Regions from separate parts of the Homo sapiens genome. Here region 2 is linked to region 1. A link is an interaction called in ENCODE POLR2A ChIA-PET data of the cell type or tissue named here. Cell type or tissue: Panc1. All regions are shown on one strand. Each heading gives the region's core, and the rest is flanking DNA. Links, peaks and the distances in the headings are about the cores only. Region 1 has its middle 320 kb from the start of FOXK1. Region 2 overlaps SDK1 (sidekick cell adhesion molecule 1).

Region 1 (16,964 bases), core at 6,107-14,106:
CATTGCAGGTTCTTGCTAAAAATTCCTTCAGTAAATGAATGAATGAATGCTTCACTGAATCTTAAGTGGGAATGCAGGGACAGGAGTGCCTGATTTCAACTCGAGAGATCAGAGGCAGTTTCATCATAGAGGAAATGTTTTCTCTGAACCTGGGAAGATGGGCCGGTGCTAATCTCAGAGCCGTGAGACGATGACCAAACTTTGCTTTACCACTAAGCAGGATGCACTGAAAGTTTCAGTGTATGAACAAGGCGTGGCCAAAATTATATTTTAGGAAGAGAGTTATTTTCTCGTAACTTCAAGTGGGCACATCACAGCTTCTTGCTGTGAACGTTGTTAATTCTGGCCAGCGTGCACCTGCGCCTCCTTTCTTTCTATGTTTGGGGACTCTGCCCCTTTTCAGACAGGGCTGCCTCTGTCTCATCCAGGACAGGCTGAAAAATGCCAACTCCTCGCTTTCCAACCTCGCAGGGAGCTGGGCGCAGGCTCATGGCTCAGGTTTCAGTCTGATTGTCCATTCCTACAGACTAGTTTTAAAATTGGAGACAGTGAGGCAAAGCAAAAGGAACCTCCTGGCTCTCTTCTAGCCAAGAGTGGCCACGGCACAGCAGCTGTGTCCAGTGTCTGAAGCCAGCAGTAGACGCAACTGCTCGATTTGGGATGGAGGGGCCAGGCAAGCAGTTCTCTCAGATCCCCAGGGTGGCAGCTGCAGCGTCTTCACCTGTGTGACTTGGGGACATCGTTAATGGCAAAGGCAGCTTCCAAGCCTGCTTCTTAGACCTCGTGGGGACTCCATGAGGTCCCTAAAATCCTCTTCACAAATTCCCTTTCTGCTTTAATTAACCACATTCAGTTTCTGTTGCTTGTAAATAAAACCCTAACTAATAATACTTCTCTGCTTCAGGTGCTCATTCCTTACATTTGAATCCACAGTAGCACAGATCTCATGAAGAAATTTAGAATTAAAAATGTGAAGCTACAACAGCAACAGCTCTCCTTTAAAAACAAAATACCCACTTCAAGCTGGTTATGGTGATATGCACCTGTAATCCCGGCTACTCAGGAGGCTGAGATGGGAGGATCACTTGAGCCCAGGAAGTTGAGGCTGCAGTGAGCTATAATTGCACCACTGCACTGCAGCCTGGGCAACAGAGCGAGACACTGTCTCCAAAAGATAATGGGAAGAAGAATTAAAATTAACATTAAAAAAATAAAAATACTCATGTCAGAAATGATTCAAGAACTCTCTGCCTAAGGTTGTAACTTGTAAGAATGGAGGGACATACAGGGTTTCCTCCAAGGATAATCCTAGGTCAGGAGAACTGGGGTGCAGGTGACCCCAAGATAATCAAACTTCAGAGAAACCCAGGGTGGAATCCTAGAGTGGAGAGAGTTGAAATGGGAGAAATAGGCTGAAATGAGGTGTATACGGGTGGAGGGGAGGAAAGGGGAGTCAATAAGAAGAAAGAGTCAAACATATGCTTACAATTTCAGGAGCCTATTGTCTTCTTTGCTACTTTAGGGACCAGAGATTGCTCTGCAGGGACTAAGGTTCCCCAGGATGGCTGAGGCAGGGAGAGACCTTTCAGCTTACTGATGCCCAGGCAGTCATGGCAGAGATGTCAAGAGGATGGAGGTGGGGATTTGAAGCCCAGCTCTCCCATTAGTGTATTGTGTCGCCATCATTACACTCTTATAGTTTAATGTCTACGGGATGCCTCAGGCTAATAACATGAGAAGAGTAGCAAATGACCTGAGAATCTCACTCAGCTCTGAAGGCACAATAATATGCATAATTAAAAGGTATTGTCCAATATTATTTGATGTCTCCACTTGGATGAATGAACCAGGTTGAGTGAGGATGACATTTTCCCTCTGCTGCAGCCCCTATATGGATGGAGATTGGGAACCACTGGGAGAAGCCATATTCAACCAAGAGTTCCCGTGATGAATGAAACATAGTACCGCATGTTCTCCCTCATAGGTGGGAATTGAACAATGAGAACACTTGGACACAGGAAAGGGAACATCACACACCAGGGCCTGTCATGGGGTGGAGGGAGGGGGAAGGGATAGCATTAGGAGATATACCTAATGTAAATGACGAGTTAATGGGTGCAGCACACCAACATGGCACATGTATACATATGTAACAAACCTACACGTTGTGCACATGTACCCTAGAACTTAAAGTATAATAATAAAAAAAAAGACATGAAGGGAAAAAAAAAAAAGGAATACTGAGAATTAAGAGAGTCTGTGGAACTAGAAAAAAAAAAAAAAAGAAACCTAGGCTCTCGATTGCTGGCTTTCTCTTTTGCTTCTCTACCACGCCTCCCCTCCAAGACCTTGACCCAGGGAAGGGAGGTCAGGAGATTCATCTTGCCCCTGTGAAGCTGTCTCAATCTCTGTGCACTCAGCTTAAAGATTAGGACTAAGACCAGAGGGTTTCTGCTCAGGCACACAGGCTATAATGCAGTGAAGAGCTTCACTGCTTCATTCACGAACTTCTTCAAGTTCAACTTAGCTGAACGCTACACTGCTGGGACAGACACCTTTCAGGACGTGAGATTGCTCAACAGGGCAAAGCATTTGCTTATTAAGCAACTATGTATGTATCAAAACTCACTTTTAGTTCCTCACCTCACTATGCCCCCCAAACCTAAACTATTATATCAAGAACTTCGCCCAGCCCCAGTGAGACCACCTGTTAACCTCACAATGGGTAGGCTCCGTCTCTTGGTGGGTACCAACTCAATGACCACAAACAGGGAGGATTTAACAAGGGGGATTTTATTACTTGCAACAAGTTCAGGAGAGCACAGAGGAGAGTTCCCCAGAGCATCCCCAGCTGAGTCGGGTTTTATAAGCATAGCGTAATGAGGTGTGATCTGATTGGATCCTGCAATAAGGTGATGTCAGGAGGCATGATCTGACTGGACACTGTCATGGGGTGACCCCAGAGCTTGATCTGATTGGATCCTGGATTCTGCCATGAGGTGTCGGCTTCTTAATTCAGTCCCCACCCCTCAGTCGAGCACTTAGGTTTCCCCTATGCTTGCACACTTGGTTCATCTGGGAGTGCTCAGGTTACTTGACCATAACCATGGCAACTAACAACAAGTCTCAACTTGGTTACAAAAAAGTTGAAGAAACAGATTTGGTCTGATGTGGGTACACACCCATTGAGAGACTGATCTTCAACCAGCAACAGTCCCCAACCTTTTTGGCACCAGGGACTGGTTTCATGGAAGACAATTTTCCACAGACAGGGGCAAGGGGATGGTTTCGGGATGATTCATGCACATTCCATTTATTGTGCACTTTATTTCTATTATTATTACATTGCAGTAATAATAGATGTAGATTCTACCGTAATGTAGAATCAGTGGAAGCCCCAAGCTTGTTTTCCTGCAACTAGATGCTCCCATCTGGGGATAATGGGAGACAGTGACAGATCATCAGGCATTAGATTTTCCTAAGAAGCAGATGACCTAGACCCCTCCCATGGGCAGTTCACAATAAGGTTCACACTCCTATGAGAGTCAAATGCTGCGGCTGATCTGACAGGAGGCAGAGCTCAGGCAGTAATGCAAGTGATGGGGGGTGGCTGTAAATACAGATGAAGCTTTGCTCACTTGCCAGCCACTCACCTCCTGCGTGATCCAGTTCCTAATGGACCAGTACTGGTCCATGACCTGGGGGTTGGAGACCTCTTCCTTAAGCCACTGAAGACTTGCAATGGGCTGAGAGTGCCCCACCCCCAAAAAAATATACCCACATCCGAATCCTGGCCAGCTATGAAGGTGACTATTTGGGAAAAGGGTCCTCGCAGATGTGATTGGAAGGATTTTGCAATAAGGAGATCCTGAATTATCCGGGTAGGCCTTAAATCCAGCTGTGAGTCCTTGTAAGAGACACACAAGTGGCTCACACCTGTAATCCCAGCACTTTAGGAGGCCAAGGCTGGTGGATCACGAGGTCAAGAGATCGAGACCATTCTGGCCAACATGGTGAAAGCCCATCTCTACTAAAAATACAAAATTTAGCTGGGCATGGTAGTGCGCCTGTAATCCCAGCTACTCAGGAGGCAGGAGAATCACTTGAACCCAGGAGGCAGAGCTTGCAGTGAGCTGAGATCGTGCCACTGCACTCCAGCCTGGCAACAGAGTGAGACTCCGTCAAGAAAAAAGAGAGAGAGAGACACACACACAGTGATGGAACCATGGTGGCTGTGTTTGCAGTGATGCATCCTCGCCACCAGGAATACCACTAGCTGGAAAAGGCAAGAATAAATTCTCCCTGCCTCCTCCAGGGGAAGCACGGTCCCACTAGATTCCAGACCTCTGGCTCCCAGGACTGTGAGAGAACAAACTGTGTTGTTTTGAGCCACCCCATCTACAGTTGTTTGTTCTGGCAGTCCCAGGACATGAACACAACGGCTCAAGCCATCTCATGCCTGGCATGACCAGCACTGAGCTCCTTGTCTGCCTCCCGAGGCTATCGCTCTCAGGGTCTTCCCAACTGAGCTGATGTCTCTGTCCATCCCCCTGCTCAGGCTAAAACCTTGGAGACATTCTTCACTCTCCTCTATCTCTCACATGTCACAGTCAAACTACAGCAAGATCTGCTTGCCTCCTCCTGGAAACCATGAACCTGGAATCTAGGCAGCCTCATTCACCCCCTCTGCTTTGGGTGCCAGAAGACTGTGGCGTCTTCTAAGGGGTCTCCCTGTTCCTTCTATGGTCTCTGCAACTTCTCTCCATACAGCAGGGAAAGCAATCCTGTTAAAACATTTGTCAGGCCGGGTGCATGGCTCATGCCTGTAATCCCAATGCTTTGGAAGGCCAAGGCAGGAGGATTACTTGATGCCAGGACTTTGAGCTCAGCCTGGGCAACATAGTGAGGCTCTGTCTTTATAAAAAAAATTTCAAAATTAGCCATGTAGCTACTCGGGAAGCCTAGCTGGGAGGATCGCCTGAGCCACGGATTTGGAGGCTGCAGTGAGCCATGATTGCCTCATTGCACTTCAGCCTGGGTAACAGAGTGAGGCCCAAAAAGAAAAGAAACAGATCATGTCTCTTCTTGGCTCTCAATTTTTCTTTGAGAAATTGGCTCTGTATTTATTTGTCTCTCAATTTCTTCTGTCTCTATGTCACCTGCACGGCACGTCAGACACATCTTCTCTCTCCCCCTCCACTCTGTCACCCACTTTCTCATTCCATCCAGCCACACTGATCTCCTTGCTGTTCCTATAAGACCCCAGGCTTGTCCCCACCTCAGGGCCTTTGCACAGGTGATCTGATCTCTGTAGAACATACTTTCTCTGATATTTATATGACGTGCCCTCTCTCCTCCTCCTTCAATTTTTTGCCCAAATGTCACTTTCTCAATAAGTTCTCTCCAGACCATTTATTCAAAATAGCAACACATCCCCAGCCTTCCTCATCTTCCTTACTCTGCTTTTTTTTTTTTACTATTACTTTTTTTTTAACTTATTGCCTTCTATCATGCTGTGCCCATTATTTATGTACTGTGTTTGTCGTTTACTGCCTGTGTCTCCCTAGAATGTAAACTCTAGGCCAACAGGAATTTTTACTTCCTTCATTCCCTGATATATCACTCAGAAGAGTGCTAGATGCAGAGTTGGCGCTCAATAAATATTTGTTGAATAAATAAGCGAGGTAAAAAAGTGTCAGTGGTTTCTTTCATAATACAGTTCATAATGCAGTTCATGTGTTGAGGTCCCAAAATAAAGGAAATCATGTGGTCATCAAAACTTATTGTCTGTGGTGGAGCATTTTGAAATATGAAGGTATTCAGCTTTGCTGAAATGGTTGTCATTTTCGTGTATGGCTTATCAGCTACATTTAGAAGCTGTCCCACTTTGTAGAATGCAGTTGATCACTTACCACTAAGAACAGCAGCATTTTTCTTTCTAGTCTGGACCAAGATAATCATTGCAAAAGGCCACTCTGAGAACATTTGTGACCTCCACACACACTCCCAGGATTAGGTGAGGTTATGCTGCAGTAATAAAGGACCGCAAGACTTCAGTGGCTTAACATAGTGAGGGTTTGTTTCTTGCTTGCCCCAAGTCCCCCGTGCGGCTCAGTAACTCTCTGGGCAGTCTCCTTCCAGGTAATGGCTTATCTTTGCATAGTATCTAATGTTATGCAGATACTAGCTATTTTATTATGCAGATGCTACATATTTATTATGCAGATATTTGCTATTTTTTATGCAGACATTACATATTTTATTATGCAGATATCACATATTTCATTATGCAAATATTAGTTTAATATGCAGATATTACCTATTTTATTATGCAGATATAGCCTATTTTACTATGTAAATATTAGACCTTTTATTATGCAGATTTTACATATTTTATTATGTAGATGTTACCTATTTTATGAATGCTGATATTATCTACTTTATTATGCATATATTAAATATTTCATTATGCAGATATTATATTTTATTATGTAGATAGTACCTGTTTTATTAATGCAGATATTACCTATTTTATTATGTAGATATTACCTATTTTATAAATGCAGCTATTACCTATTTTATTATGAAGATAATACCTATTTTATTATGCAGATATTGCCTGTTTAATTATGCAAATATCACCTATTTTATTATGCAAATGTTGCCTTTCATTGTGCAGATATTACGTATTTTATTGTGCAAATATTAAATAAAATATCTAAAATGTGCTGCTGTAATCACACCTTGGCAGGGCGAGAGCATCCGGGAGGCTCTCCTACAGGGATTGAAATGCTTCCACCTGCAAGCAATGCCGTTCATTTCTGCTTCATCTCATTGGCCAAAAGCAGTTGCCTGGCCACGCTGACCTCAAAGGCATGGGGGCCAGAAAGGAGCCAGACGTTGCAAATGCTGATGAGTTAGCATCGTATATTCAGTATACTCATCGCATACTCAGCCAGGGGTTGAGGGGAGGGAGGAATGAAGAGGTGGAGCACAGGGGGTTTTCAGGGCAGTGAAACTGCTCTGTATGACACCATAATGGCGGATTCATGTCGTTACACATTTGTCAAAACCCATACAGTGCACAGCACCAAGAGTGAACCATAATGTAAACTATGAACTTCAGTTGATGGTTATGCATTGCAAACAAAAAATGCAATTCTAAGCCAAGTAAAATTCCCAACCATTTGAATGGATCCCTTCTCTTGGCCAAGGGTGTTCCAAAGTTAACCGGAAAAACTAGTTCAGATCATGATGGAAAACTGGAGTCAGATGTGCCCCATTATACCCTCCTCCCACTGGAATTCAGGCATAGCTGACCAGTATTAACTTCAACACAGAAACCTTAAGGCTGGTAGAACAGACTCTTAGAGTCTGATGGGAACATATACAATCCATTTTCTCTGGAGCCTGTTACCTGGAGACTTCATCTGCGGGATAAAACCATGGTCTCCACAGCTCCTTATCTTAACCCAGACATTCCTTTCTATTGAGTCTAGGATTTTTTTTTTTTTTTTTTTTTTTTTAAAGACAGAGTTTTGCTCTTGTTGCCCAGGCTGGAGTGCAATGGCGTGATCTTGGATTCAAGTGATTCTGCAACCTCTGCCTCCTGGGTTCAAGCAATTCTCCTGCCTCAGCCTCCTGAGTAGCTGGGATTACAGGTATGTGCCCCCATGCCCGACTAATTTTGTATTTTTAGTAGAGATGGGGTTTCTGCCTGTTGGTCAGGCTGGTCTCAAACTCCCGACCTCAGGTGATCCGCCCGCCTCGGCCTCCCAAAGTGCTGGAATTACAGGCGTGAGCCACCACGCCTGGCCAAGAGAATGTGTTTTATAAACCCTATCGTTGTCTCTGTACCGGGGTGGTGAGACATAGTGCCCTAAAATAATTCATGTGGTTTTTATAGAAAATGATGGTAATGAGACATTTCTCAGCCAAACCTCGTCTCTTTACACATGCACTGGGGTATGGCCCTCTGAGACCTTGAGCTTGGCCATATGTCACGCACATAAGCTACACCGACTAAGAAGACACCTTGTCAATGGTAATTAGCAATACGATTGCCCACATGTAATTTTTCAACTCTAGTTCCAAGTGACAGGGGTCAGTGTTTTGCAGCTCACAATCATGACTTTACTCAGAATGCTTTTTATTTACTTTTTTATTTTTATTTTTTTTATTTTGAGACAGAATCTCGCTGTGTCTCACCCAGGCTGGAGTACAGTAGCACGACCTTGGCTCACTGCATCCTCTGCCTCCCAGGTTCAAGCGATTGTCCTGTCTCAGCCTCCTGAGTAGCTGGGATGACAGGCGTGTGCCACCACACCCAGCTAATGTTGTATTTTTAGTAGAGATGGGGTTTCACCATGTTGACCAGGGTGGTCTCAAACTCCTGACCTCAGGTGATCTGCCCGCCTCGGCCTCCCAAAGTGCTGGGATTACAGGTGTGAGCTGCCGCGACCGGCCAGAATGCCTTTTTGCTATCTTCTAACCCCCCTCTGTTCTCCCACGCTGGGCAAATGTCCCTATCTAGGCAAATCCAAACAGCCCCTCACTGTTTATGGACCTACCTTTATTTCACAGGCAGGCATTCTAAAATGCTGACTCAATCATTCAACATTTCCTGCTACGTAATGAAAATTTATTCCCCTCAAATTTCCCAGATCATTTTTTAACAGTAAGAATTAACTGTTCAGCAAATAAATATTTATGCATATTCCTCCCAACCTCTGCCTCTCTATAAATTATGGAGGGAAATGCCACAACAACTTGACAAAGAAAAAAATCTTATAAACAAATTTCATGGCGTAAATATCGCTGAAATAAACATTGACAGGCAGGATCGTAGTAAGGGCTGTTCTTCCTTGGTTTCTTTTAATAGAATCTCACAAATAATCAAAAGAACAAATATTACTAATGGAACAAAAATGAGTCAGAGGAGCTATTCTTTCCTATGCTTTGTTGATAATTCCCACATATACCCCAAAACTCATATCACAGTCATGGACTAATAAAATAAGATGGCCTACAATAAATTTTTCCCTCTTTTTTTTTTTTTTTTTTTAACCTCTGTCACCCAGGCTGGAGTTCAGTGCTGCAATCATAGCTCGCTGCAGCCTTAAACTTCTGGGCTCAAGTTATCCTCCTGCCTCAGCCTCCCATGTAGCTGGGACTATAGGTGTGCACCACTATGCCCAGATAATTTTTTTTTTTAGAGATGGAGTCTTGGTATACTGCCCAGGCTGGACTTGAGCTCTTGAGTTGAAGCAATATCCCTGCCTCTGACTCCTCCCAGAATGCTGGGATTATAGGTGTGAGCCACCGAGCCCAGCCCCTTACAAAAATTTAATATGGAAGTCCACTGCTGTGGTGCGCACTTGTACTCCCAGCTGTCTGAGAGGCTAAGGAAGGAGAACTGCTCGGGCTCAGGAGTTTGAGTTCAGTCTGGACAACATAGCAAGACCCCACCTGTAATAAATAAAGACAAATTAAAAGACTTTAATATGGTTTCAGCCTCTTGCTCGTTTTTGATGTGTGAGTGAAGCGTTGCTAGAGAAAACAGCAATGGGGACTGGAGTGTGGTTTACCCAGATGGCGCCGTGTTCTATCACCCCACGATGCAACTACTCAACCCCAGGGGAGGCTGGTGTCAGTGAAGCCAGTGCTTCTGGGGGTCGGGGGTGTGAGTCTGGGGGACACACTGGAGCAGCCTCCCAAAACTTGGTCTCACACGAATGTAAATTTGCAGTTGTTAATTTTTATGCAGTGAATGAGGAATTTTCCCGAGTCTCTCAACTATTTCCTATCTGTTGATTGCACAAATGTTTCAGCACCTTGGGGAAGACTGAATGATTGGTGTGAATTCTTCACTCCCTTGTGGTCATCTTGCATGTCCACACCCTGGTCATGGCTTCACAAAGGGCAAGGTATTTCTCCACCATTTGACTTTGAGCTTAGCCATATGTCATGCTTTGGCTAATGGGATGTTAGCAGGTGAGACGCCAAGATGTAATGTATCTTCATCCAGTTGGGCTTGTGCTCTCACACTTAGGCCACCACCATGAGAAGAACACGCCTGAGGTATCTAGCTGACCCCAGAAGAATAACAGGCACAGAGGGAAGAGGTGAATGGAACCCAGGCCTGGAGACAGGCTCAACCAAACCCAGGCTCGATCAGTCACACTCCAGCCAACCAGCAGAGGTGAACCCCAGAAACATGCCTGTCATTGTCTGCCAGTGGGTTTGGAGATGACTTGTTACGCAGCATAATTGCAGCACTTGCTGACGAATACACGTCTATCATGTGCTCAACAAGGGGTGCAAAGGTGAAAAAGTTTGATAAAAGAAGTTTCCATTGTCTAAAGAGCTCATAGTTGATTCAAGAGACAGATATGCAAATAAGTGAAAAACACTGAGATAAGTGTTAGAAATGTATGAGCCCAGGGCAGTGGCGACTCCAAGGTGAAGGGGTATGGTCTGCTCCTCCTGGGAGCCAGAAACCCCTCCTGGGAAGGATGTCTTGAACTGAGAATGAATAGCAGTTCACCAGGCAGCTACAGAGGTGTGGGGACTATAAGCAAAGGAAAAACGTGTGTGCAACGTTCAGAATCTTCTGGTCATTCAGTCTGGCTGGAGCACAGGGTGTCAGGGGGAGGTCAACTGAGAAATGGAGCCCAAATTGGGGGCTTGCATCACCCTGCACCTTAGTACAACCACGGCAGCAACCCTCCAAAATTCCCACGCAAAAACCTGATGGAGAAAACCTGAAAAATGATTAAAGAGGGACTTTGAAGTAGTGAAAGAAAAATTCAACCTGAAAGCAGTGTAATATATAAAATCACAACCTTAGAAAATGCCAGGACCGTCAGAAGAGACTTGATTTTTAGGCTATGCCTGAGATAGAACAAGGATGAAGGAAGCAGATAATATCATCTAGGCTGACAGGATCTGAACGTCAACAAAGACTTGGAGCTGGGGGGAGCCGTCAGAAGGATAAAAAGCTTGCAAGTGGGCTGAGATCTCTGAGATAGAAGAAAATGAAAAACTTTCAGCTGATGAAACTTCAAGTTCTGTACTCTGTGCAAAAAGTCTCATCCACCACAGCAGAAAGCATGTGAAGTGCTCCTGGGCTCAGGCGGCAAGACTGTGTGCTGTCTGAGCAGAACGGCTTGCAGTTCACAGTGTCTGGCACCATTGCCTGGGAAGGGCCTGCGCAGTAAACTCCAAGGCCCTCAGCAGCCAGGCAGGCAGCATAAACACAGGCAGCGGGCTGAGGTTAAGACAATAGGGGGTGGTGGGGACTGGGGCTAACTGCTGTTGCTCAGCCCTGTTCACCTTTTGGTGAGTAGGTTTCGGGACCCAATCATGTTGCATCTTCTGATTGTTTTTGGTGAGGTCAGAATCAAGATTTTAATAAGAAATCATTCCATGTGTAAAAAAGTTGACTGACAGGCCGGGCACAGTGGCTCACACCTGTAATCCCAGCACTTTGGAAGGCCAAGGCTGGCAGATCACTTGAGGCTAGGAGTTCGAGACCAGCATAGTCGACATGATGAAACCCCATCTCTACTAAAAAGAATATAAAAATTAACCAGGCCTGGTGGCAGGCAACTGTAATCTCAGCTACTAGGGAGGCTGAGGCAGGAGAATCGCTTGAACCCGGGTGGTGGAAGTTGCAGTGAGCCGAGATCGCACCACTCCACTCCAGACTGTGCAACAGAAGAAGACTCCATCTCAAAAAAATAAAAAAGTTGTCAGCTAATTCAATTTTTTATTTTTTTGATTGATTGGTTGATTGTTGAGACAAGGTCTTGCTCTGTTGCCCAGGCTGGAGTGCAATGGCATGATCACCGCTCACTGTTGCCTCAACCTCCTGGGCTCAAGCAATCCTCCCATCTCAGCCTCCCGAGTGGCTGAGACTACAGACACACACCACCATGCCTGGCAAATTTTAAAAAATTTTTTCTAGAGATGGGCTCTCACTATGTTGCCCAAGCTCTTTCCAAACTCCTAGACTCAAGTGATCATCCTGCCTCTCCCTCCCAAAGTGCTGGGATTATAGGCATGAGCCACCACGCCCAGCCCTCCTTCAATTTTAAGACAAATAAACCAGAAATATAACTCATATGTCAAATTCAAGGTCTTGATAGTCCAAACCTACCTACCTCCTGGCCAGCAGTGGGAAACTTCTGATTTAAATCCTAAGGGAAATGTAAGTGATCGCCTACAGGCTAGGATTCTAAAATTGGCCAGATTTTACCCAGAATCCAAAAGTCTCCATTGCTTTAAGGATTGGACCAGGACAGGTTTTTCTGAAACCATGGGAAGAGGCACACAAAAGGCTAGGGAAGTAAACATTAGCAAACTTCACAGTCTTTGGGAAGCCTCTATGATAGGTCCTGAGAATAAAATACAGATACGGCAGCCCTAGTTTCCTCCAAATTTGAATTTGTGGGATTTGGGGGTTTGCAAGCTTTTTTTTGAGAGGGAAAAAAAATCATACAGTGAAATAGAAATGAAATTGCATTTAGGTCTTCATTGACCTGAGGGTTTTCCAATGTATCCGAATTCATAAGCCCCCTTCACAGTAATATGTAATCGTAGGACCCATCTTAGGAATTTTAACCATATTGCAATTTTTTTCTTGGTATATCTGTCAGTGTTCAACTAGGGAAGCAAAACTGCTATGAGTATTATGGGCTAAGGGATTTATTGTAGATGTTAGGTTGTGGGTAGCCTGGGGAAATGAAGGTTGGAAGGCAGAGCTGAGGGGGTTGGAGAAAATTCACTGAGCAGCCCCCCTTAGGAGGGGTTTCTGGCTCCCAGGAGGAGCAGACCACACCACTCCACCTTGGAGTTGCCACTGCCCTGGGCTCATACATTTCTAACGCTTATCTCAGTATTTTTCATTTATTTGCATATCTGTCTCTTGAATCAACTATGAGCTGTTTAGACAACGGAAACTTCTTTTATGAAACTTTTTCACCTTTGCACCCCTTGTTTGAGCACACGATAGACGTGTATTCGTCAGCGAGTGCTGCAATTATGCTGCGTAACAAGTCATCTCCAAGCCCACTGGCAGACAATGACAGGCATGTTTCTGGGGTTCACCTCTGCTGGTTGGCTGGAGTGTGGCTGATGGAGCCTGGGCTTGGTTGACCTGTCTCCATGCCTGGATTCACTTCACATCTTCTCTCTGAGCCTGTTATTTTCTCCTGGGGTCACTGGGCAGCACGGGCGGCATGGGCAAGTTGGCTCCTGCAGGGAAATTTGGGAAGCCAAGCCCAAGCTGGAGTGCAGCAGGCCATGGAGAGGACTGTGGAGCTGCAGCCCTAGTGGTCGCTGTGCCTCTAGACCCACAGCCAAGGGTCTGCATGTGGAGTCAGTGGGAGGTGCCGGCCGTCAATGGAGCTGAAGGCCTGTGCACCCCCAGGTGGAGTGGGGGTCGGCGGGGACAGCTGGACCCACAAGCACGTTAGGTCCATCCTTCCCTTCACCAGACTAGGATGCTCAGGGAATAGTGGTTGCTCTTTCCTCTTCCAAATCCCCTGTGAACTCCTCTTTCCAGAAACGCTAACCAGAAGCTTATGGGGCAGGGTCCTCTCGGACATGCAGTTTTTGGTCTCAGCGACATTGCGCAGATAATCCCGCCCATCGGTGCATGATAAAGCAGGACTTTTCAGTTAAAATGCATCACTTTAAGTCAGTGTCGCTTTGAAATCATATGTGACATAATGCATTATATAGATATTTATTTCATGAGATATACCTAAAATGCTGGGGTTTTTGCATTAACTCTGTATGAAAAGCTTGATTCATGGACAAACAAATTAAAACTAAAAAAAAAGAATATTGAGATAGAATTGAAATTCACCTCTCCGTTATATTCTAAGGATGGACAAAAATTGTCTTGATGTTTGAAATGCTTGAATCTCGAATTTCAAATCAATCCATTGACTTTTTTTTTTTTTTTACCGGCTGCAAAGTTTTTTAAATAAAATATTGAGAGTTCCAGATTGGGAACATTTTTCTATATTGTGGTAAAATGTAATCACAGAATTTACCATTGTAACTATTGTTAAGTGCACAGTTCAGGGTTATTAAGCTCATAGTGGCTGCACCATTTTACATTTCCATCAGCAGTGCACGATCAACTGGTTAATTTTTTAAAAATAAGTATTGTGTTTTATCTTTAAGTGAAAAGATGAGGGAAGATTTCAAGTTACTGTTTGGTTGCAAATCTTCCCAAATAGCACATGGCAGAGACAGTGGGAATAAAGCCTGCATTTGAAAGGATGGAAAGTCAAATTAGATGATTCTCTCAATGTCCTTCCTTCTTGTAACACTAAATTTTAAAATATAAAGAAATGTCGGCAAGCCATTTTCTATACAATGACTATAATTTAGGGATCTAGTCAAGGGCTGCCGAGAATCGTCTGGAGACAAAGTTGAAAAATCCTTATCTCTTTTTATTCTCCATTATTTAACTTATATTTAAAATTCAAAGTTTCATATGCTTTTCATCTTTGAACATAGTCTATTCTATACCTGCATTAAAGCAATCGCTAAAGTAGATGGACATTTAAAAGCAGACAATTAAAGACAATTTAAACCTGCATAATGGGCAAATGCATGCCTTGGTGGCCTGAGTCAGTCAATAAGTGAGAAAATGCATGGGGAAGAGATGGCCACAGCCACCCATACTCCACCCGCCAGTGGAGGGCTCACCCAGTATACACGTGGAGGCTTTGAAATGGTTCTAATTTAAGTAATAAAAACATGTAAATAACAAGCTTGATACAGGCTTTTTTTTTTAAACTGAAATGGAAATATGAGCTATAATCATTTTTAGCCATTTCAGTAACCCCAGGACATATGTTTGAACACCTGTGGGTTTATGGAAACTAGGTTGGAAATGCTGATTTAATCTTAAAGCCTGGTCCATAAAAATGATGCCAAGACTGCTCTGGAACAATCCTTAAACTTAGAACATTCTTTCTTCTACAGAATCAGGTGAAAGGAAAGGTTGGGAGGACCTCCTGTTCTCAGGAAGGGGTGGGCAGGAGAGCATTTTGAAGATTCTGAAAGAGTGTCTGGTCCCAGGAGGCAGGGAGCATGAGGGAGACCCTTGCATGCTCCAGGAGGTCTTGAAAAGAGAAGCACAGGCCATGAACCCAGAAGGTGCTTTTCTGAGCAGAAGTGATGGAGTGGCCTGCCTTGTCATTTTAGGTAATGCAAAAGCAACTCAAAATGAGCTAAACCCAATTTCCAGGGGGAGAAAACAATCTGTGAATTCCCTGCTTTCTTGCACCACGCTGGGATAGCTGCAGTGTAGAAAGGAGGCCTGGAACATCTCATGATCATCTTGGCTGACCTGAGAATCAAGCTCTGGCACACTTTGCCTGTGAGTTAACTCAACAGATGTTCCTGAGCCACTCCACCTCTGCCTCCACTCCAGATGCTGAAAAATCCTCCATTTCCCCAACTCCCTTGCAGCTAGGATTTGCCCTGGAGCACAGTTCTTGCCAAAGAGAGGCAAGCAAATCCTACTGTAAGCTTCTGGCAGAGGTCTTGTTTTTCCTGCATAAATATATAAAAAAGATGTACCTGACTACTCTTTCTTCTTCTTTTTTTGTTTTTTGTAAAGACAGAGTCTCGCTATGTTGCTCAGGCTGGTCTTGAATTCCAGGCCTCAATTAATCCTCCCGCCTGTCTCTCGGGTAGCTTGGACTACAGGTGTGCACCACCAGGCCCAGCTAGCTTTTGGAATCTTTGTAGAGATGGGGTTGCCCAGGCCATCTCTTCTTTTTATGAAGACACCGGTCAGATTAGATTAGGGTCCACTCCCACAGACTCATTTGAACTTAGTCACCTCTTTAAAAGCCCTGTCTCCAAATACAGTCACAATCTGAGGTACTGGGACAGGGTGGGGGCATTAGGGCTTCAACATAGGAATTTGAGTGGGGCAGAATTAAGCCCGTAACAATCTCCCAGCATGCACATTCCTCACTGAGGTTGAACAAGGTGATGCCCCACCTTCTGTCCCAGCTCTTCTACTGTAAACAGTGTCTTTTCCATGATCTAGTTAGTGTTCTGCTTTTCACGTTTCTGTGCTTTCTGTTGTGGATTTTGCTGTCGATTTTGCTGTTTAAAATGACCCAAAGCATAGTGTTGAGGGCTGTCTGGTGTTTGTAAGGACAACAGGCTGTGACGTGCCATATGGAGAAAATAGGTGTGTTAGAGAAGCTCCCTCAGGCAGGAGTGGTAGTCCCATTGGACATGAGCTTAATATGCATTAAAAATATATACAAAATAAGGTGTCTTTAAACAGAAACACATACAAAAAAGTAATACATTGAGGCCCGGAATGGTGATTCACTCCTGTAATCCCAGCACTTTGGGAGGCTGAGGTGAGCAGATGACTTCAGTTCAGGAGTTTGAGACCAGCCTGGGTAACATCTTTCTACTAAAAATACAAAAATTGTCCAGGCATGGTGGTGCACCTGCAGTCCCAACTACTTGGGGGTCTAAGGCAGGACGATTGCTTGAGCCCAGGAAGTCGAGGCTGCAGTGAGTTGAGATCGCACCACTGCACTCCAGCCTGGGTGACAAAGTGAGTCTCCAAACAAATAAAAGAAAAAAAAGTAATGTGTTGATTGGTTCACAAAAATGTAACCAAAGACTCACAGGATCCTAACTTTATATGTCCCCCAGGAGCGACGGCTCGGTATTCACCAATTCAGTGTCTGCAGTGACTTCATAGAACATGGTTATAGCGAATTAGGAGAATCATCTGTAACTTGATCCCCGTTCAGTCTGGAGGGGAAGCATTGCACTGACTTTCAGCTTGTTAATTGTATTGTTTCCTTCCTCCTCAAGGTCATCCTCTTCATCACCGGGTAGCCTGGGTGTCCAGATGTTTTCCTAACTATCTAATGGAGTTTGCAAAGCTTTCTCTAAAACCA
Region 2 (16,964 bases), core at 3,599-11,598, 760 kb before region 1:
ATTGAGAGTTTTAACATGAATGGTTGTTGAATTTTGTCAAAGGCCTTTTCTGCATCTATTGAGATAATCATGTGGTTTTTGTCTTTGGTTCTGTTTATATGCTGGATTACCTTTATTGATTTGCGTATGTTGAACCAGCCTTGCATCCCAGGGATGAAGCCCACTTGATCATGGTGGATAAGCTTTTTGATGTGCTGCTGGATTTCGGTTTGCCAGTATTTTATTGAGGATTTTTGCATCGATGTTCATCAAGGCTATTGGTCTAAAATTCTCTTTTTTGGTTGTGTCTCTGCCAGGCTTTGGTATCAGGATGATGTTGGCCTCATAAAATGAGTTAGAGAGGATTCCTTCTTTTTCTATTGATTGGAATAGTTTCAGAAGGATTGGTACCAGCTCCTCTTTGTACCTCTGGTAGAATTCGGCTGTGAATCCATCTGGTCCTTGTATTACTTTTCTCTGTCCCTTTTTACTGATTCTGCTCTTACCTTTATTATTTTCTTCCTTAAATTTATTTTCACTTTCCTTCTTTTGAGGTAGGAAGGTGGGTTATTGACTTCAGGCTTTCCCTCTTTCTAATGTAAGCATTTTAGTGCTATACATTTTCCTCTCAACACTTCTTTAGCTGCATCTCACACATATTTTGATATGCTGTATTTTCATTGTTTTGTATATTTTCATTGTTTTATTTATTTTTTATTTAATTCCAGACTTTTTCTTTTTCTTTTCTTTTCTTTTTTTTTTTTTTTTTGAGACAGAGTTTTGCTCTTGTTGCCCAGGCTGGAGTGCAATGGTGTGATCTTGGCTCACTGCAACCTCTACCTCCTGGGTTCAAGTGATTCTGCTGCCTCAGCCTCCAGAGTAGCTGGGATTACAGGCATGTGTCACTACGGCAGGCTAATTTTGTATTTTTAGGTGAGACAGGGTTTCTCCATGTTGGTCAGGCTGGTCTTGAACTCCCAACTTCTGGTGATCTGCCCACCTCGGCCTCCCAAAGTGCTAGGATTACAGGCATGAGCCACGGTGTCCAGCCCCAAACATTTTTTCTCTGACTTGTTTATTTTTAAAAATTCTGTCATTCAGTTTCCAGGTCTTTGGAGATATTCCTGTTGTCTTTTGGTTTTTGTTTTCTAGTTTTATTCTGTTAATACTATGGCCAGAGGATACACTCTGTATAAATTTAGTTCTTTTAATTTTTTTTAGGTTTGTTTACTAGTCTAGGATGTTTTCTATCTTGATTAATGCTCTATAGCACTTGAGGAAAAAAAAAACAAGAAACACACACACACACACACACTAGGTGTGATGTCTACTGTATAATGTAATTGTTTTCCACCTTGTGGTTTTGGCATTTGAAAGAACAGTTAAATAATCCAAAGGGATATATTGTGGAATTTTAGGCTGTCAGGAAGTTTTTACTGTATAATTCTATCTGTAAGGAGAAAGCATACGTAGCTCAGTGCTTATTAGATTGTTTTATGGTTTGAAGAAATAATGTTTCACTTAAGGAAAAATATTCTCAAGGAAAAAATGCCCACAGTCGTCAGTGAACTGCTGAGTCTCATCTACTTCATTGCTCAGGCATGTAAGACCTTCCTGTTTACTAATAATGTTGACTTTTCCTTCTTATTGGGAAGGAAGCTAAAGAACAGCTTGATGGTTTAAAATGATGCACCTAAATTATTGATTCCATTATATATTTAGGCAGTACATTTTTCTCTCTTGAATAATAGAAATGTCACCTACTATTTAATTTTCCTTTTTTTTTCCAGAGTAATTTTCACTATGTCTGATTACATAATTAGATTTGGGATACCAACTGGGTATACTTGGTAAGAAAATGAGAATTAAAATGTTTCAGAGTAAAATTATTTCAGAGCTTTTGCAAATCTTTATTTTAGATAAGGTGATTTCTATTTTTAGGTTTGTTTTTGAAATAGTCTAGGACATTTAAATTTTAACTTCTGATCAAATTAAGTTGTTTTGGTTCATTTAATTTGTATGTTTCATGTCTTTGACAAAAGTTTTTTTTTTAATTGATGATTTTTTAAGATAAAATTTATGATTTGGAATGATCCAATTATCTAATTCCAGATGTTACTTTTGAAAGATATTAATTTCTAAGGTGTTAATTTTGCATTTTTGTGAAAATAACATACACTTCATGAATCTAACTGCTAATTTAACAGCTCTGTGTGGATGTCTAGTGGGTATTTCAAACATCCTAAGTTCAACACTGAGCTCTTGTTCTTTTCCTCTGAGCCAGCTCCTTCCATCATGAGTTCCCATTTCGGGAAATGACAACTACATCTTTCTGGTTTTTCTGGCCAGAAATTTTGGTATCATCATTGATTCTTCTTTTTCTCTTATGCTTCACCCTTAGGCCCCAGGTCTGATCAACCATTGCCACCTTTACTGCAACCAGTTTACCAAATGACCGTCCTTTCTCATCTGGATTAACAAGATGGCCTCCTGAGTGGTCTCCCGGCTTCAGCACTTGTAGCCCAGTTGCATCAGGGTTGAGTGCGGAGTGAGGTAGTGAAGTCAGAACTTATCAAACTTTTGCTAAAATTTCCCCATTGGCTTCCATTGTCCCTTATAAGTCCAGGGTCCCATAAGACTTCTTCCTCTTACTTTTTACCCTCATCTGTCATCCCCCGCACTCACTGCACTTCATCCACCCTGGTGTCACTGCTGGTCTTAGAACACAGTGGACTGACTCCCACATCAGCGACTTTGTACTTGCTTTTCCTGCTGTCAGGAAACCTGAGTGCATGACTCTCTTCATCAGCTGCTTCCCTTTCTTACTCAGATACCCCGTTCTCAACGAGGCCTTTTTAAAACAATCTTCCTTGTTGAAAATTGCCACTTCTTCCCCAGATTTCTTTTTTCCTCTTCTTCCTTTTATTTTTTCTATAGCATTATCATTACATTATATAAAGGTGTTTCTGTTATTATTCTGTATGTGTCTTCCTGAAAAAAAAAATCTGTGAAATCATAAACCAAAATAACACAACTTATGAAAAAAGTTATGTACAACACTGAAAAAAGTGTTATGTACAAACCTTCAAAAATCTATGGAATTTTGCAATCAGGACACTAATAAAGAAATAATACTACTAGTAACTTTCTTCATTGATTTGCTGTTTTGATAAAAAGAGAAAGGGCTTCCAAGATGCACCTTCAACTTCTCTCAATAGTGTAATGTCATAGAAAGTGAAGTGGTTTGTGAAGCCCCTAAACTGGCCACTAGTCACTACCTGCACTACACAAAGGAAGGCCCTTTTTTTTTTTAGTTTTTAAAATTGTAATTTGTTGTGCTGCTGCTGCTGATCATTTCCTTTTATTTTAAGGCTCACCTTTGGGTTCAGTGATAAAGCTTGTTCATAAGCACCTTAGATCCTTAATATTCCAGGGGGAAATCATACATAAATCACTACAACTTCTGTGTTATACAAATATCAGTTCCTATCTCTCAACCACATATGAAGTAATTTGAATAAAAGAAATATGTGCGTTAGTAAAACCGACTATACTATATATTTTCTTTGTTTCCTGTTTATCTCCCTAAACTAGAAGATAAGCTCCATGAAGGTGTGATCCTATTCTGTGTTCCTTTTTCAAAATTCTCATTTGTGTTCCCATTTCATAGACGTTTACTAGGTATTTAAGAAATATTTGTTGAATGACAGAGCAAATAATCAAACCAATATCTAGACTTCTCTAGAATTCTGAAGTAATTGAAAGTATGAATGCTTTCTTTTCTTTAAATTGAACAACTTCTTTGGCTTAATAGTTAGTGACATTTAAGACGGTGGCCTGATTTATGTGTGTTATTTAGAAAGCCAAAAGTAAATGTGTTGTGGATGAAGTTCAAGATCCAGCATTCTGTAGGAAGATGCAATTTCATTCTGTGACAACATGTTTTAATAGGAACTAACACGTAGATTGTGCTTTTCTAGCAGGTGCTGGCGTAAGCATTCTGCACACATTGGGTAATTTAATCCTTGAGACAAGTCTAGAGCAGCAGTTCCCAAAGTGTGGTTCAAGAACCTGTGGCAGACCCTGAGCCCCTTTGCAGGGGGCGGCCACAAGGCCAAAATCATTTCATCAGAATAGACCTTTGTACTTTGTCCCCTTGTTGAGCTTTTGGCAACGATTTAAAAGCAGTCGTGAGAAAACTTCTGGCACCTGAGCGCGTATCCCGAGGCAGTGGTGCCAAACTACACCAGCTGGTGTGTTACTCATCCGTGCCACACACCTATGAGTAAAAACCAAAATCTAGCTCTCTCAAAAATAGCCTTAAAGTAGTAAAAATTATTAATTCTATTAAGCTTTGACTCAAATAAAATTATTAAAATATTCTGTGTCGAAATGTGAATTACATATAAACTCTTCTGCTGTACGCCAAAATGTGCCGGTTGTCTCAAGGCAAAGGATTTGGGAGGTTGTCCGAGCTGGGAGTTGAACTGGCTGCTTTTTTGCATGGCACCCCATTTTTACTTGAAGTAGTGACTGACAGAAAAACTATGGTAATTTAGACTTGGGTATTTTGCAGGATTTTCTTGAAAATGAAGAAAATAAGCTTGTTGCATCAATGAAAACAACTGACAGTATTTGTGGCTAAAGATAAAAATTGAGCTCATAAGTAAAAATTAGCATTTTGGAAACCTTGAATATGCCCACCATGAGCTTGACACTTTCGCATTATTTAAGGAGGTGTCTGATGAGATAGGTAGCTGTGTTAATTTGTGATATTTTTTACATTGTATAATGAAACGTGTCAACGTTTGGAAGGTCTGCATCACTCAGCGAACCAGGAAAGACATGTGTATGGATAAGATCCATTCCAAGTACAGGACAGTCTGAAAGATGTTAATGTAACAAAGCACCAAAGTGTCATTTATGCGGTTTCAGAGTCCGCGTTGCAACTAACCTTTATGAAACTGACACTTGTTTAGTTTTACTAAAGTATTAACAAAAATATTCACAGCTGTTTGAAAAGGCAATTAAAATACTCCCCTCCTTTCCAGCCATGTATCTGGGAGGCTGTATGTTATTAATATCCTTCAACTGAAACAACATATTACAAGAGACTAAATGCAGAAGCAGGTGTGAGAATCTAGTTGTCCTTTATTAAGCTAGACACTGGAAAAATTTGAAAAAGGGTTAAACAGTGCCACTCTTAAGAATTTTTAGTTTTCTTTTGGATAATATAGTTATTTTTCATAAATGTCTTTTGTATTAATAATGTAATGACTTTGATTTTTTAAGGAATTAATAACTTTTTAAAGTTCACAGGTTTACTCTCTAATATGATAAATACAGAAAGAAATAAGTCACATAAACAAGAATTTAGGTGTCCTTAATTTTTTTGTATGTTGCAAAGGGATCCTGAGACCAAAAACTTTGAGAACTGCTGCTCTTGAAGAAGTTGGTGCTATTGCTTTGTTGATTGAGAAACCCAGACATAGGGGTTAAGTAGATTGTCCAAGATCACAGAGCTAGTCAGGGGAGAGCTGGGATTTTTCTTTTTCTTTTTCTTTTTTTGAGACAGAGTCTCACTCTGTTGCCCAGGCTGGAGCGCAGTGGTGTGATCTCTGCTCACTGCAATCTCTGCTTCCCGGTTTCAAACGATTCTCCTGCCTCAGCCTCCCAAGTAGCTGGGATTACAGGCACGTGCCACCATACCCGGCTAATTTTTTGTATTTTCAGTAGAGATGGGGTTTCACTGTGTTTGCCAGGATGGTCTCGATTTCCTGATCTTATGATCTGTCCACCTCAGCCTCCCAAAGTGCTGGGATTATAGGCGTAAGCTACGGTGCCCAGCCTCCCCACCCCCCGCCACCCAAGACAGAGTCTCACTCCCTTACCCAGGCTAGAGTGCAGTGGCACGATCTTGGCTCACTGCAACCTTTGCCTCCTGGGTTCAAGCGATTCTCCTGCCTCAGACTCACAGGTAGCTGGGACCACACGCACACACCATCATGCCCAGCTAATTTTTGTGTTTTTAGTAGAGATGGGGTCTTGCCGTGTTGGCCAGACTGGTCTCAAACTCCTGACCTCAGGTGATCCGCCCACCTCAGCCTCCCAAAGTGCTGGGATCATAGGCAGGAGCCATCATACCTGGCATAGAGCTGGGATTTGAACCCAGGGCTCCAAAGTACTTGCTCTAAACTCAAATCACATATTATTACTTCTTGAGAAACCTCCATGGTTTGTAACTTTGCTAAAATCAATAAGCTTTGGTTGGACTTAGATGTCCTTTCAAGTTATTTTCTCATGTAATTTCTTGATATAAAATTAAACCTTCACCATGTGGATATCTGTTACATCTCAGTTTTTATGGCAGTACATATTTGCCGTAAACTCACCAGCAAACAGATAAGCAGGAGAAGGTAAATCATATTTGAGATTCTTTTCTTGGACCTTTCAGTTTTTTATTTAATCAGGGTTGATTTCTTAAGATTATTCGAAAGAATCTTTGAAAGAAATATTGTGCCATATTCAAGAATAATGTTGGTTATTTCTGATAACCTTACTCTTATTTTGGTTGGTCATACTTTTTCACTACAAACCATAGAAATGACAGTTCAGTATACTTCTACTTTGAAGTAAAATATTGGAGAGCTGGAAGCTTATTTCAGTTTGGAGAAACGGGAATTGTATTTATCCCACTGTGTCTTATTAATTTATATACTGAAATAGATTAGCACAGTGCAAGATAAAACTAGTACATAAATATAGCCATATATGTTTCTACCATCAGCTTCAATTGTGGATTAATCTCACTGGAAGCTTGAATGGTTTCTTAGGGGAAAATATTGGAAGGGTAGGTTTACCCCCAGAGTTCCCTTAAATATGGTGTTAATTTGCATTGATTTCAGAGAAAACAGAGAATCAGTTTGACTTCCCCACTGGCTGACTGCATAGGCAAACTATTCACAGTGCTGTTTAATGGAAATCTCAGGGACCCTCCTGCTTTCTCTGTTTTCACATGGACTGACTCAAATATGGAGAGGACACCAGGGACAAATTACTTGGAGAAAATCCCACACTTGTTAGTCAGATTTTTGAGTACAAAATGATGACTTTGTGGTGAGATCAAGGAATACGCAGCACAATCTTTGACTTGTGTTAGTTTTTTTGTTTGAAATAAGAGATATATTCTTTCAATTGTAGCTGCCTTTCATCCTGAAATGTCTGACATTTATTTTACAAGGCAGTAGTAGAGAGAGATAAGGTAAAATACAGAGAAGTTGGGTGGGTAATTTATTTATTTATTTTTTAGATTGACAGAAGATGATGGTACATCTAAGTATATTTGAAAGTCTACCACTGGGAAGTATTTAGAAATATTTATGATAAGCTAAAGAAACAAAGCCTGGGAATTTGCTGTGATAATAGAGCCAACTCTTTTCACTGGAGGGAGAATTACATAGTTTGGGAATTAGTATGTACCATTCGTTTATGTCCTTTTTCTCCTTTCTCCTCCTGCTCTTCCTCCTCTTGCACCGCCGCCTCTAGTTCACATTTAATAACCAAACGACTTACTTGGGTGGTGACAAAAAGGGCAGCCTGAACTGCCCTGTCCTCACTGCCTTTTCTCAGCTTAGCAGATAGAGGACTTTGTCCTAAAACAATCATAGGTCTCTTTTTCGTGTAATGCCTTCTTTTCCTCTGGGTAGATACCCAGGAGTGGGATTGCTAGATGAAAGGGTAGTTCTACTTTCAGTTCTTTAGGGAATCTTCACACTGTTTTCCATAGTGGTCGTGCTAGTTTACATTCCTAGCAGCAGTGTAAAAGTGTTCCCTTTTCACCACGTCCCTGCCAACATCTATTATTTTTTGATTTTTGAAAAATTATGGCTATTGATCAGGAAAATGCAAATCGAAACCACAATGCTATGCCTCCTTACTCCGGCAAAAATGGCCATAATGAAAAAATCAAAAAATAATAGATGATTGTGGTGATGGGGTGAAAAGGGAACACTTTTACACTGGTGGTGAGAATGTAAATTAGTACGACCATGGAATACTATTCAGCTCTGAAAAGGAGTGAAATAATGGCATTCACAGCTACCTGGCTGGAACTGGAGACCATTATTCTAAGTGAAGTAACTGGGGAATGGAAAACCAAACATTGTATCTTCTCACTCCTAAGTGGGAGCTAAGCTGTGAGGATGCCTAAGAATGATACAATGGACTTTGGGGACTTGTGGGAAAGGGTGGGACGGGGGTGAGGGATACGACTACACATTGGGTACAGTGTACACTGCTCAGGTGATGAGTGTACCAAAATCTCACAAATCACCACTAAAGAACTTACTCGTGTAACCAAACACCACCTATTCCCCAAACACCTATGGAAATAAAAAAATTAAAAATCCTATCATAGGATCCTCTTACAGCATCATAATGTGGACCTGTCTATATTTGCATATTTAACTAGAGTGGCACATATCTAGTTATCTATTTAAACCTCACCCCAGAAGTACATTTGAAAATCATAATTGTTGTCCTTAAAAAGATTGATATTACTATTATGAAGAAAGCACATTGCACTGTGAGATTAAATTCCTGGCTTCAATAGGTATACATAATGAACTGCCAGCAGCTGAAATTTGAATGACTACACTTACCAGAAAAGGATCTTCTACCCACATTTCTCAGAATAGTTGTTCACAAATGATACATTCTGCCCTGTGCTTTTGTTTCTCCCTGGAATTTGAAAAATAAAACTTTTCGCTCATGGTAAATTCATAAGCTTGGGGCATGAAAATGTTTGAATTTGATATAAAAGAAGTTTTGAAAGGAAGATTAGTGGTTTAAACTGAAAGATTAGTCGCCCTGGGAAATTCAGCTGTGGCAAAAGCGGAGTTCAGTAATAACCTGCCCTGGCTGATTACTCCATTCACACTGGCATTCTGGTCCTCCCGGCTGGACTCGCACCTGATTGACGGTGCTGATTATGATGGCTTAATACAGCTCATCGTCACTTCACCGGGACACGTGGACTTTGTGGGCTTCACAGACTACCCCCCACCCCCCTTGTTTGTGGTACAGTTGATTCTTCTGCTAAGTGGAGGTTGATTATTTCTTTATTCATTATCTCTTTAAAATGCAGGAGAAAAGGGCAAATTATCAAATAGGTGATGATTATCCTAGTGGAAGCTCTCTTGGGCAGAGTCAAAAGAAGAACTTGCAGTTCAACTTGCTTGATACCTCATAGTTGATTCCTATTCATTCTGCCGTTGAAGGGTTTCAGATGATACGACTTAATTTTAGCTGTTGTGGAACAGCAATGAAAATCCATCGCAAGACCCCCTTTCTTGATGTTAGGGAAGCCGGGGGACGCAGGATGAGGTAGTAGGCTCCAGCTGCTGCCCATGTGAATGATTTTTCCTCTGCAGATAGATGGGTCATGGTCCCTTTCTAGATGAGCAGAAGATTATTCTCACATTGGAGAGGTAACATTAAATACATTTACATTGGATCTGAAAACCTTAAATGTTTACTTAGGGAAGTGTCATCTTCACATAAAATTATGATGTTGTGTAAGCCTTCCTTTTTCTCCACAACCTCTCCAGCACCTCTTATTTTTTGGCTTTTGAGTTACAGGCATTCTAACTGGTAGCTTATTTTGGTTTTGATTTGCATTTCTCTAATGGTGGGAGTGTAAATTAGTTCAGCCATTGTGGAAGACAGTGTGGTGATTCCTCAAAGACCTAAAGACAGAAATACCGTTTGACCCAGCAATTACATCACTGGGTATACACCCAGAGGAATATAAATCGTTCTATTATAGAGACACAAAGACACATATGTTCCCAATAGCAATGACATGGAATCAACCCAAATACCCATCAATGATAGACTGGATAAAGAAAATGTGGTACATATACACCATGGAATACTACGCAGCCATAAAAACTATGCAGATCATGTCCTTTGCAGGGAGATGGATGGAGCTGGAGGCCATCATTAGCAAACTAACACAGGAACAGAAAACCAAATACCACATGTTCTCCTCCTATAAGTGGGAGGTAAATGATGAGAACACATGGACACAGAGAGGGGAACAACACACATTGAGTCCTGTTGGAGCGTGGAGGATGAGAGCGGGGAGAGGATCAGGAAGAGTAACAATGGATACTAGGCTTAATACCTGGGTGATGAAATAATCTGTACAACAAACCCCCATAGCACAAGTTTACCTATGTAACAAACCTGCACATCCTGCTGAACCTGAACTTAAAAGTTAAAAATTATGATGTTGTCTTGAGACAATGTTAAGTCTATTCCTGTCCTTTGGGCAGACCTTAAACCTATATTATCCACACAGATGAGACTCTCTCTTTCATAAATGATTTATGTTCTATTTTAAGAATAGAACACTTTCTATATGAAAATGGAAATTTCACTTTTCCTTAGTAATTTATTCTAGGGTCTTCTAATGTTCGTTGTTAGAATACAGAAGTATTCCTAACGTCTGCTCATTTTCCTGAGGAAGGGAATGTCTATTATTATTTGAAATACACACACACCCTTCAAAGATTAATATGTGGGCCATTGGCTTTTCCCCAGGTCAGAGTTTTATAACTTTACCTTAGAGGCAACTCAATCATTTTCTTTATGAATCATTTCAGGATGTTCTCTTTCCCATTTAAAGTATGTAAAGATCAAATGCTTTTGCAGGGCATCTGTGCAGACTTGAATACTGATCCTTCTTTCTCCCTTTCTGTCCCCAAAGTTTTGTGTTTTGTTACCTTAATGCCCTCTTTTAACTTGTTTACCTACTGTATGTATTTCAATGGTAAATAGTGCTGGGCTCAGAGAAGTGCTATTCCCCACCTTGGCTAATCTATGTCAAAATACGTGTCGTTATGATTTTAATTTGAACGCTTAAAATTCCAGGGTGTTGACATATTTTCCCTTCCCTTCTCCTTATAATGAATGTTAGTGTCTGTGCTAACCATAATTTTACGGCCATTTGGATCTCGAGATATTTGCTTGCCAGCTATATGAAACCATTCTTTAAAATGAGCTTTTTTTTTCCTACCAGCTCACAGTATCCAGCCTTATAATTTGTACATGGTATAGGCATGTTTGTTTAACTATAAAGTCCATGAAAAATTGAGTTGTAGTATCATTTTAATTCAAATCCGTTGTATACTATATTAAAATGATGATGCTCTATCAATAGCAAAACCAAATTCAGATTTTTGAGTTTCTATCTCGAAGCTTTTCCCTTTCGAAAAGATGTATGTTTTCTATGACTCATTCGTGTAGGACACTGGAACCATATGAAGTGGCATTTCTTTTTCTGTTGTTAAACAGAGTGCAAATGGCCAGACATTAATAAAGCCTGTAGCTCAGTAAATCCCACAGGATCAAAGCTACCTCCATTGCAGTTCAGCTTTATTAGACTGTTTGGGTAATAAGAGGAGATGATTTTTGCTGAAGTACATAGGAAAAAGGAAATTGGACACATGGCTACATTCAAATTTAAGAATGCAGTTGATATACAGCTTAACGCATGTCAGTTGCAGCAGAAGCAGGCAGAACTCTTGGAACAGGACAAGGCTCGACAACTCCTGACTTTGAGTTACATGTGCTGTCACAGCATCTAACACTTTACTGCTTACATTCCTGCATCAGACCTAGATTATAAGCGCTTAAGGGACAGCGACTGTGTCTTACACTTTGTATTCTCAATGCTGATTACAGAGGCTGGTACATAGCATCAGTGCATGTTTATTGAACAGAAAGTTGTACAAGTCAGAGACATAAGAATCCTTCTTGACATCTCCCTCTCCCTCACATCCATAACCAATCTATCACTGAATCTTTTTCCCACCTAACTATTGCTTTAAAGCGGATCACTGCAGTGGCCTCTGGACTGGTGTCCTCCCACTATTCCACGCCCTCTTTTTTTCCTTCTCACATTACAGCCAGAATGTTCTTTTAACAACACAATCACACAACCTCTTCAAAGGCTTTTTGCTGTCTTTTTTTTTTTTTCTGAGACAGGGTCTTGGTCTGTCACCCACACTGCCAGGCTGGAGTGCAGTGGCACAATCACGGCTCACTGCAGCCTTGACTTCCTTGGGTCAAGTAATCCCTCCACCTCAGCTTCCTTAGTAGCTGGGACTGCAGGTGTATATCACCACACTGGCTAATTTTTTAAAAAACTTTTTGTGGAGATGGGGTCTCACTGTGTTGTCCAAGCTGGTCTTGCACTCGAGCTCAAGCAATCCTTCCGCCTCAGCCTCCCAAAGTGTTGGGATTATAGGCATAAGCCACCACAACTGGCTGTCCTTTTGTAGTAAGAGCTAATCATCATCATCATCATCATTATCATATTGACAGTACTTTTTACAAGGTTATAAATAGGGTGATCACACACGTTGTTAATACTCGGACACTTGAATGTGAGGTGGGCAGCATGGACAGTCACGCAACGATGAGGTGGGAACCAGAACACGTGTGGCCCTGCCTGCAAGGCCCTGCACAACCTGGCCCTGCTCATCCCACTTCCAGTCACTCTCTTTGCACCTGCAGAAAGTCTTGCTGTTCACTCTTTCGTACTGCCCAAGGGTACTCGCCATGTTTGCTCCCACCAGAGGGCCTGCTTAACGGTTTGGAGTGCTGCCAACACTTTTGTTCTCAGCTCCTGCATTTCATCTCATCGACTAGGTTAAATCTCCTACTGTAAGTTCTTGCCGTACTCATAGATGCAATTTAATATTTATTTATTTGAATGAATAAATGAATAAATACTTGTGAGAGGTTGGTAATATTGTATTACTAATATACCAATTATGATGGAATATAGTGATCAACAAAATGACAAAATAACCTATGTATTTATATTTAAATTCTATATATTCAGTTTATACACTATAGTTTAATGTGCAACTAGTTTCAGTGTTAACATTTCTAATGTGCTACTTGATGTTTATTAAATGTACAGTAGTTTATAAGAACAGCTTAGTAATGTCACAAATAAATTACCAAAAATTTAAAGTTGAGTATGACTTCTTGAAAAGAAATTTTCCGTATTAAGGAAATATGTGACATTTGGAGTCAAAATATATAGAATTGGTAGATTCTGGAGCTAGATTATCTGGATTTAAATCATGACTTCACTGCCTACTGACTGGGTAGCATTGAGCAAGTTATTTAACTTCTCCATGCTTCTGTTTATTCATTCTTAAAATGGGTATAATGATGACATCTATGTTATAGGGCTTTTGTGAGAAATAGGTTAATATATATATAAGGCATTTAGAATGGTTTCCAGCACAAAGTAAATAATAAATACTAGCTATTGCTGATATTAGTGTTATTATATTTATTCATTCAACAGATATTTATTAGCTATCCCCTTAGTTCCTGGCATTGTTCTAGGTGCTAGGAATTCAGAAGTGATCAAGACTAATGTACTGTAGAGTAACCTACAAACACTTTAATTTCAGTATCTGATAACTATTGTAAATGGAATAAACATAATGACTTGTTAGAGCATATTGTGCAGGAGGAGCTTTAGTTAACCTGAAGGATGAGCAAAGATGAGCATGCACAGAGCATCCTAGGTAGAGGAAAGACCAAGTGGGAAGGCCCCACAGTAGGTGTCTCACTCCGTTTTCTGCTGCTGTAACAGACTGGGTGATTCAAAAATGATGGAAGTATATTTGACTCTTGGTTCTAGAGGCTGGACAGTTCAACAACATGGCAGTTCATCTGGGGAGGCCCTTTGTGCTATATCATCCTGTCATGGAAGTCAGAAGGTCAAGGGAGTGCATGAGACAGAGGATGGGGGCCCAACTTACCCTTTTTATTAGGACCCCTCTCCCTTGATAACTAACTCCCTCCCACAGTATCAGCATTAATCCATTCCTGAAGGTAGAGCCTGCATGACCTAATCATATCCTCAAGGTCCTGCCTCTTATTACTGTTAGAATGGCCATCACATTTCATCATGAGTTTTGGAGGGGACATTCAGACCGTAACTCTAGGAAAGAGCTTGGCTTGGGTTTAAATGTGCAAGAAGTGAAGTGTGCCTGGAGTGCTCGGTGTGAGCAGAGAGGGGAGGAGGCCTGAATGAAAGTTAGAAAGCTGATTATGCAGGTGGATCTTGGGGACTTTTGTAGAAAAATGACGAGTCATATAATCCTGTTTATTTTGCTGATAAAGAAACAAAAACCTGTAAGTCCTGATGAGGATCAGGTAGCTAATTAGTGATGCTACAGCTAGAAGCCAAGTGTGCTGCATCCATATTAAAAAATGTTATTGAAACAGATCTACAAAACATTGACAAATCATATCTAGTATTCTCTCCATTTTCACAAAGTAAATGTACCTTTGTAACCACATCAGGAAATAAATTTTGACCTGCTTTTCATAAGCCATCCCATTACCTTCACCCCCGTCGCTATCCCATCCCTCAGAGGTAACCCTTATCCTTAACCTCTGACACCATAGATTAGTTTTATCTGGCTGTGAACTTTTATGAACTTTTGAATAGTAGCACATGCTATAAGCTTTTTTGAAAATTCTGTCTGGCTTCTTTCACTCGGCTTGATGTGTGTGGGATTTACCTGTGTTGCTATGTGTAGCAATTGTTGCTGCATTCTCGCTGCAGTGCGCTGTTCCATTATGTGAATATACCATGAGTTTCCTGTGTTGTATCCCATTGAAAGTCACCAGGAGAGACCATTTCCACGTGTGTATGAAAGGAAAGCTAGGTTGCGATTCATGTCGTTTATGTATGTATGTCAATCTTGCTTATCTTACTTTTTTAAAACCAATTGAAGGTTATAGAGGAAACTTCTCTTTTATAGCCTGCATACACTTGACTGTTTTCTCGCAAATAGATTGCCTAGTTAAAACCAAAAGCTTGTATGTACAGGGATTGTCCGATATGTCCCTTCAATAAGCTATTAACCATAAGTGGAAATAACTTGGATGAACCTGTCAGATGCTTTCAAATGCGGGTATCATTGAGCTTTCAGCTTTTTGAAATATTATCTGGGGTATTGCATGTTTCCAGGGTTTGGTAAAGGATTATTTACTTCTTAATTGGGCCAAACAGCCATCACTTTCATTTTAATATTACGTTTGTTTAAATAATAGATTTATTAAATTAGATGAGTGCCACTTTCATGCGTACTTCAGTTTTGTTTTGTTTTGTTTTTTAATATTTCAGATGATGTTGCTCCATATTTTAAAACGGAGCCAGGCCTACCACAGATCCACCTGGAAGGGAACCGCCTTGTTCTCACCTGCCTTGCCGAAGGGAGCTGGCCTTTGGAGTTCAAGTGGATGCGCGATGACAGTGAGCTCACCACCTACAGCAGCGAATATAAGTAATTGATCGCTTGAAAAAATAAGATCCCATTTCAGTTGATGTGTTTGGAATACTTGCCTTACTGGTCATAATAGCACAATGAGTGAAAATATTGGATTGAATTTCTAATGCATTCAAGATTAAAGGAATAGATTTGAATATGTAATTAGAATGTGATTTACTATTCTGATATAGGTTGTACTTACACCTAGGAAGTCTATCATTATATTTGTAAAAGTAAGCCCATTAGTGAAATTATCAGTCAACAAAAACCTATGGTTACAGAGCAATGCCAATAACAGCTTTGGTATGATACATTTACTTTCCAAGGGCAACAGCCCTACCCACAAGTATTGCTCCTGTCTAGGCACAAATGTTTAAACAGATCTTTAGTATGGTAGCTTCTGGAGCTCTGAGTAGTCAGCAAAAGTCTTTCCTAGCTGTTTTCAAGTGGAGATAGGGATGGATGGAATCATGGAGAATGGGCATGCATACAGCCTGTATATTCAGCAGCAATAAAACAGTATATATTGAAGTCCTGCCATGTGCCCAGCACTGTGCCAGTCACCAGGGATCTGATGCACTGGGGTGGACATGATGTGGGGACAGAGGGCCTGAACCTGTGGCAGAGCACAAGATCAGGGTAAGACTGAGGTGTAGATTCACCTGGAGGCAGTAGCACAGCCTTTGGAGCCTCAGGGTCTTACCACGCTTCAGAGCTTTCCAGGGGTATACTTTTGAGGATGATAATATTACATGCTGCAGTTCTGTGCAGGATGGAGAACTAGCATGCCAGAAAAGTCCAGGAGGCCTCACCATCAGCAAATCAGCAAAATCATCGCTGCCATGCTTTTCTTTAGATGAAATAAGAAAGAGTGGGCTGTATAGAGGCATTTTAAGTGGAATAACAAGCTTCTCAAATGGGGAATAGCCCACCCACTCACTCTCTTTACCTCTGAGGTTGTGATACGGTGGTCCGTGGAACCACACTCAGCCTGCCCAGAATTTATGTGTGTGTCAGTTGTCTGTGTGTTTGTATTTTAAAAATCAATTAAAAAAAATATGAGAATGCTTACAGCATTTTTTTTTTTTTTAATTTGAGACGGAGTTTCACTCTTGTTGCCCAGGCTGGAGTGCAGTGGCGCGATCTTGGCTCACTGCAACCTCCACCTTCTGGGTTCAAATGATTCTCCTGCCTCAGCCTCCCAAGTAGCTGGTTCTACAGGCGTGAGCCACCACACCTGGCTAATTTTTGTATTTTTAGTAGAGATGGGGTTTCACCATGTTGACCAGGCTTGTCTCAAACTCCTGACCTCAGGTGATCTGCCTGCCTTGGCCTGCCAGATTGCTGGGATTACAGGTGTGAGCCACAGCATATTTTTTTATTAGCTGCCAACATTTGACAGTTCTAAGATTTTCTGTAAAAACCTTGCTTCCCAGCCTCTGCAGACCAGTCAGAAGGCCTGGCTGCCTGGTCTGCAGCCCCAATCAGGAGCAGGCGGCTGAGCAGAGCTGCCCCCATCAAAGGCATGGACACTCCCTGGTTCTCCTCGGTGCTCTCTGGCAGCCCCGTCCCTTGTAGCACCTCACTTGCTCTCCCCATTCCCATTACCCA

What was found. Peaks named below come from ENCODE experiments on the same cell type or tissue, not always from the same donor. Only the 100,000 strongest peaks of a DNase experiment are listed, where the experiment ranks them.
Region 2: POLR2A ChIA-PET joins it to region 1 with 10 read pairs; 2 of 35 experiments call an interaction of 5 or more read pairs at or near these places.

What each region holds. Positions count from the first base shown.
Region 1 is chr7:4,357,687-4,374,650 of GRCh38, forward strand. No RefSeq gene overlaps it. Among named protein-coding and RNA genes, the nearest start is that of FOXK1, 320 kb to the right of the region's middle. In Panc1, for the core only: no CTCF peak of the experiment used is centred there; no DNase peak of the experiment used is centred there.
Region 2 is chr7:3,603,872-3,620,835 of GRCh38, forward strand. It overlaps SDK1 (sidekick cell adhesion molecule 1), which reads left to right. Exons shown (of 45, transcript NM_152744.4): 2 at 15,209-15,368. Among named protein-coding and RNA genes, the nearest start is that of SDK1-AS1, 260 kb to the left of the region's middle. In Panc1, for the core only: no CTCF peak of the experiment used is centred there; no DNase peak of the experiment used is centred there; H3K27ac peaks cover 5,474 bases.